Regions from separate parts of the Homo sapiens genome. Here region 1 is linked to region 2. The links are chromatin contacts, found by Hi-C or POLR2A ChIA-PET in ENCODE. All regions are on one chromosome and are shown on one strand. The core of a region is the stretch at or near the end of the contact, and the rest is flanking DNA. Distances in the headings are between cores, read along the strand shown.

The links. A loop is a pair of places that touch in the nucleus more often than their neighbours do. ChIA-PET counts read pairs that join two places held with the same protein, here RNA polymerase II (POLR2A). Pooled maps may share reads with other maps.
Region 1: a pooled map shows a loop between it and region 2 (4-fold over the local background). The contact joins the promoter of TNFSF10 here to the enhancer-like site in region 2. A Hi-C loop is called at or near these places in 3 of 37 single-sample maps with no recorded cell type and 5 of 50 pooled maps. POLR2A ChIA-PET finds 5 or more read pairs at or near these places in 6 of 52 experiments (CD4-positive, alpha-beta memory T cell, H1, Panc1 and 2 more).

The regions. Positions count from the first base shown.
Region 1 is chr3:172,522,007-172,524,977 of GRCh38, reverse strand. It overlaps TNFSF10 (TNF superfamily member 10), which reads left to right and starts at 1,548. Exons shown (of 5, transcript NM_003810.4): 1 at 1,548-1,725. The coding sequence starts at 1,594. It also overlaps the pseudogene TBPL1P1. RefSeq lists an enhancer at 1,567-1,616.
Region 2 is chr3:172,476,127-172,479,426 of GRCh38, reverse strand. No RefSeq gene overlaps it. Among named protein-coding and RNA genes, the nearest start is that of GHSR, 29 kb to the right of the region's middle. Within about 2 kb of position 1,971, at least 18 of the 41 ENCODE cell types and tissues checked have a DNase peak (open chromatin) inside an H3K27ac peak, as active enhancers do.

The DNA.
Region 1 (2,971 bases), core at 299-2,798, 46 kb before region 2:
AATATAGACTCATTTACAGATAGAAGGCAAGGGCAGGAAGTGATGGTGACCAGCGGTGCCTGAATGAACTCAGGAATGTAACTGTAGATCTAGGGTCCCAAACTTTAGGTTTCAAAGGATCTCTTGGAGTACTTGCTGAAAAATGTAGGTTCCTAAGTCCACTGCCAGAAACTCTGACTCAGTGGGTCAAGAATGGAATAACTAAACAATGGCCCCATGCAGTGGTTCATGCCTGTAATCCCAGCACGTTGGGAGGTTGAAGCAAGAGGATCACTTGAGGTCAGGAGTTCGAGACCAGCCTGGCCTACATGGTAAAACCCCATCTCTACTAAAAATACAAAAAAATTAGCTGGGCATGGTGGCATGCACCTGTAATCCCAGCTACTTGGGAGGCTGAGGCAGGAGAATTGCTTGAATCTGGGAGGTGGAGGTTGTAGTGGGCCGAGATTGTGCCATTGCACCACTGCACTCCAGCCTGGGCGATAAAGTGAGATTCTGTCAAAAAAATAAATAAATACATGAAAGAGAGAAAGAAAGAAAGAAAGAAAGAAAGAAAGAAAGAAAGAAAGAAAGAAAGAAAGAAGGAAAGAAGGAAAGAATAGAAAAGAAAAGAAAGAAAGAAAGAAAGGAAGAAAAGGAAAGAAAGAAATGCTGAATAAGATATAGAGACAACATACAGCTGGGCCAGCTTATGACATCTGATAGTGGGGAGATTTGGGGCTGGGTCCTGAATCTGAGGGTAATTAACTCCCTGTAACTTCTTTTCCTAATCTGTAAAAGGATAGTGACAGCGAGACATTGTGATGGGGTTAATATTTTGGAAAACATCCACATGTTTTTTTCCTTTGCCTTTCTGAGTGTGTCAACTACTTCCTACCTGTCCAGCCTAACACACAGGCATGTTGTCTTGGTAGGGATGGAGATCTGAGAAGGAGATTAGAATTTGTGTCTGAAGGTTTGCAAAGAGGAAGAAGTCGTCAATATTTAGATTCTGACATTCAAGATGGAATTATGTAGCAAGACCATTGCTATGAGACAGTATTTCTATTTTCCTTTATCCACTCCCACCCTGCCCTCTTCCCACCCTCACAGTAGCATGAGAAAAACCACATATGGAAGTTTCAGGTCATAAAAATTATCTTATAATTTAGAAAACAGGCCTTGTGCCTATGACAGCCAGGCCATGAGGCTTAGAGCTCTGTGGTAGAATGAGGATATGTTAGGGAAAAGCAAAGAAAATCCCTCCCCTCTTTGGCTGAGGACATTATCAAAAGGAGAGCAAGAAAGAGAAGAGAGAAATGGGCTTGAGGTGAGTGCAGATAAGGGGTGCATGGATCCTGAGGGCAAGGAGAGGAGCTTCTTTCAGTTTCCCTCCTTTCCAACGACTACTTTGAGACAAGAGCTGTCCCTGGGCAGTAGGAAAGGGGAGGGACAGTTGCAGGTTCAATAGATGTGGGTGGGGCCAAGGCCACAGAACCCAGAAAAACAACTCATTCGCTTTCATTTCCTCACTGACTATAAAAGAATAGAGAAGGAAGGGCTTCAGTGACCGGCTGCCTGGCTGACTTACAGCAGTCAGACTCTGACAGGATCATGGCTATGATGGAGGTCCAGGGGGGACCCAGCCTGGGACAGACCTGCGTGCTGATCGTGATCTTCACAGTGCTCCTGCAGTCTCTCTGTGTGGCTGTAACTTACGTGTACTTTACCAACGAGCTGAAGCAGGTCAGTGCAGTGCAGTGCACTCAGTCTTCGAGGCGCTTAGCAAATGTCTGGTTACCTGCTTCTTTGCATGTCAGCTTGCCCCTCTCTGAAGACTTTCCTGCTTCCTTTCTCTGTGGGTACACTCTAACTGCTAAATCACATAACAACTGAGGTCTTTGCAAAACTGTAAGTTCAAGAAATTGTGTAAACTAAGTGCAGTTACACAACTGGCTTCACTAGTTACTAGCAGATGTGGGCAACAAAACTCCTGAGGGATTTTTTGTTTTTAAAAGTATGTGTATTTTATAATATCAGCCATTGCAACTCTTCATGAAAGCTTTCTGCTAAATGCTTTGTAGTTCTTTTGTTTTCCTTTTCCAAACTTTTATTTGTGCACATTCAATTGAAAAAGATAATTTTTACAGGTTCTTTGGTGCCCATTTTCAGCATACAAAAATGTAAAAGACTATTCACAGATAAAACACATTAGCTCAAAATGGAAAAAAATAACAATGACAACAATAAAACAACCTAAGGTAGTGCACACTGTGACAGCTCTGCTTATGGGGACATGAGAATTCCTGCGAAAATAAATAGAATGTCCTTTTGTAAAAGCAGCAATGACATGTCTTGTAAACTTCCTTTTTTATATTATAACAAGGTTTGGAATAAAATCCAAAGGGACTGGAGCTTACACTGTAGCCATGAATAAATAAAAGAGTCTATTTCCTCAATTACCGTTGGTTCAGTTTTCCTTTTGAGTCCAATGTGCAGCAGGTTTTAAAAGGTGCACAGTAAGAGATTCTAACCAATTAAGTGGTGAATGATAAAATTTCTTTCCTGCTTTCAAACACAAATGGGTAAATCTGTTCCACAGCAGTAGCAACAGCCTTTAAATAGGGCCTTGTTACTGTGATACTTCCTGTCGAAAAAATCTGTAATGTAGCTCTTAGAGTCTTTATCCAATAGCACACAGCAGGATGAAGTTCAGATTCATAACTCACATGAGGTCTATTGCTCTTTGTGAATTCTGGCAAACAGATTTCTTTATTTTTAAATTTTTTTATTTTACTTTAAGTTCTGGGATACGTGTACAGAACGTGCAGGTTTGTTACATAGGTATACATGTGCCATGGTGGTTTGCTGCACCCATCAACCCATCATCTAGGTTGTAAGCCCCACAGGCATTAGGATTTGTTCTAATGCTCTCCCTCCCCTAGCCTCCCACCCCCGACAGGCCCCAGTGTGTGTGTTGCCCTCCCTGTGT
Region 2 (3,300 bases), core at 722-3,221:
TTTTTAAAAACTTTATTGGATCTTATAAATTGCACATGAAAGGTATGTTTTTTATTATGAGTGAAATGTAGAAATGTATGAAGAAAAATGTTAAAAATCTGTAATCCCCCCACTCCCTTCCCATCATGAAGGATCCAATATTAAAACTCTGTGTCCTGGCTGGGTGCAGTGGCTCATGTCTGTAATCCCAGCACTTTGGGAGGCTGAGGCAGGTGGATCACTTGAGGTCAGGAGTCCAAGACCAGCCTGGCCAACATGGTGAAACCCCATCTCTTTCAAAAATAGAAAAATTAGACAGGCATGGTGGCAATGCACCTGTAATCCCAGCTACTTGGGTAGCGGAGGCAGGAGAATCACTTGAACCCAGGAGGCAGAGGTTGCAGTACAATCTCCAGTGAGACTCCATCTAAAAAAAAACCAAAAAACCAAAAAACTCTGTGTCCTTTCATATGTTTCTCCCTGTTCCCAATATTCTAGCTTAATTAATTTTTTGTTTTACAAATGGAAATATATATACATACATATATAGGTATATGCATATGCAGTTGTGTATAAAACTCAGCAACTCATTCCTTTAATAGTACATAGACTCCTTTCCAGATCAAAGTATACAGATTTAATTGGTTCTTTTAAAATACTGCATAATAACTCATTGAATGAATAGATTATAATTTATTCCAAGATTTGATTGTTCCCAATTATTTGTCACTACAAATAATGCTACAATAAACATTTTTGTCATTGATCTCAACATTCTGGATTCCAAATTGGGATTTCTGGGCCAATTTAACATTTTAGATGTTAAAAATACCTGTCTGGCCTGGCTGAGACAGCACATATCTGTAATCCAAGCATTTTGGGAGGCTGAGGCAGGTGGATCACTTGAGGCCAGGAGTTTGAGACCAGCGTGGGCAACACAGGGAAACCCCATCTCTACAAAAAAATGAAAATAAATAAATAACTCCCTGATTACTTCCTTAATCTTTTGTAGCACATTACACACCTAGCAACAGAAAATGAGAATGCTCTGGTCCCCACATCATCACCAGAGTGAAATATTACTATTTGTGTTCCTGTTTGCCAGCCTGATGAGTGAAAACAGTATCTAATTTTTGTGTTAACCACCAACATTCTTTACCTGCTGCTTCCATTCTGGTCAGCAAAGGTGGTGCAGGTACAGTGGCTTCCTAAGCACACTGCTTCTCAGTACCTCCTGGTGAGCATTTAAAAATGCTGATGCTCAGTCTTCCTCAGAGACCTACTGAATTGGAATCTTCCTGTGTTTGTTTACGTTTTAATTTCCACAAGTGATTCTGATACAGCTAACTTGGCACCTGTTCACTGACAGGCAACTGAAAATCACGAATAGAACCTATGTAGACTTGAAAAACCTACATTTCAAACCCTGTGGTGTGCGAATTAAGTATTTAAGAAAACAAGATACCCAAGTGATCATTCTGATTAAATGTTCAAAAATTCAATTCACCTGCAACATTTTAATTCTATGAATTGTTTTAACAAGGGATGATGCCTGCATGTTACTTCCTCTGCTTCAGAAACTAAAGCCTAAGATACGGGAAGCAGCTGTGGACTGGCTATTTTTGAAGGACAGTTTTCTGGACAACTGTGGATTCCTTCTTGTAGAACATGAATACTGATCTTTTTGACAATGAAATAAGGTCAAGAGAGTCTTGGCCTCTCATCGCTGGACTCTGTCCCATCCAACCTCCTCACTTGAAGCATAGAGAAAAAACTGCTACTCCAATTTTTATCAGAATGGACCTAGACAGGGCGAGGGATTTCTAAAGACAATGGCCCTTGAGGAGAGGTCAGCTCAGCTGTTTGAGAGGCGTGAATAGCAAGGCAGGGACATTCTCTCCTCTCTCCTTGAAACCAGACAGGGGGCAGCCACCTTGTTACCACACACTATGAGCTGCCACCAGGTGGCGAGTTTCCCTTATTTTCCTCAAAGCCCAAAGTACTTGAGAGAGAATAAAATGACTTCAAATTCTGGTTAAAATGAAAGTGAAGAGGAGTAGTTTATATCTGGACCATAAGTAATCAGGGATGCAGACGAGATAATCAGAGCATTGTACCGACATGTCCTGATTGAGATCTTGCCACCAATGGCTTCTGGTAGTTATGTCATATCCTCTCTGTGTCTCCGTGCCTTATTTATTCAAATGGGGATAATAACAAAACCCAACTTGTAGCGGTTATTAGGAAATGATTAATATGAGTGACGTGCTGAGATACGGCCTGGCAAGTTCTAAGCATTCAATATGCTTAAAAAAAAAAAAAAAGAGGGAGGCGGAGCTTGCAGTGAGCCGAGATCGCGCCACTGCACTCCAGCCTGGGTGACAGAGCAAGACTCCGTCTCAAAAAAAAAAAAAAAAAAGGAAAGAAAAGAAAAGAAGACGAAGAAAACCTCTGGTACAGAGGTTTTACAGCCTCATTTTAATTGCTTTCATGCTGATTTTGATTTCAGATTTCTCTTTATTCTTAAAATCTCCCAGAAAGTCATATTGACGTCAAAATTGGAAATGACCTAGTTAAAATAGATAAGTATAAAACAGGGCTCAAGTACGTCCTGTTTTGAGAAAAATCAATGTATAAAACCCTCAAGTTTAATAAAACAGATAAATTTAAGAGATTACAAAAGAGCATTTTAGAAAGAAATGAATAGCAGTCTTTCTTTAAAAGTAAGCTTCCTTTCTGCATTAAGAATTTGGTTCAACTTGTGAAACTCACTTGCTCCTAACTGCCCTGTGAAGTGAGATGAACGCATCCTTAGGATACATTGGGAAGATGAGCATTCTGCTTCTGCAACGCCTGCTTCCCCTTTTTGCACACGTTCCCTTCCCTACAAACTTGCCACACTGCCTGCCTGCCTGCAACCCATCCCCTTTTGTCTCCCAATCCTCTCCCTCCTGGAGGGGCACAGGCAATGGATGAAGATCAGGAGGATATACAACACAGTCCATGGTACAGGCTGAAGGGTGGAGAGGAGTCCTCCTCTTTCCCCCAAGCTCCAGGAAGCTCATCACATGAGTGGAAAGTTGGAGAGTGACCTGGGCGCGGTGCTGTTTACACTTGGGCAGACTTCTGGTTGGGGGCAACTTTAACTCCAGGGAGTTAATAATAATCATGTGGGCAGGGCATGGTGGCTTACCCCTGTAATCCCAGCACTTTGGGAGGCGGAGGCGGGTGGATAACCTGAGGTCAGCAGTTCGAGACCAGCCTGGCTAACATGGTGAAAACCCATCTTTCCTAAAAATAGGATGTGGTGGCGAATGCCTG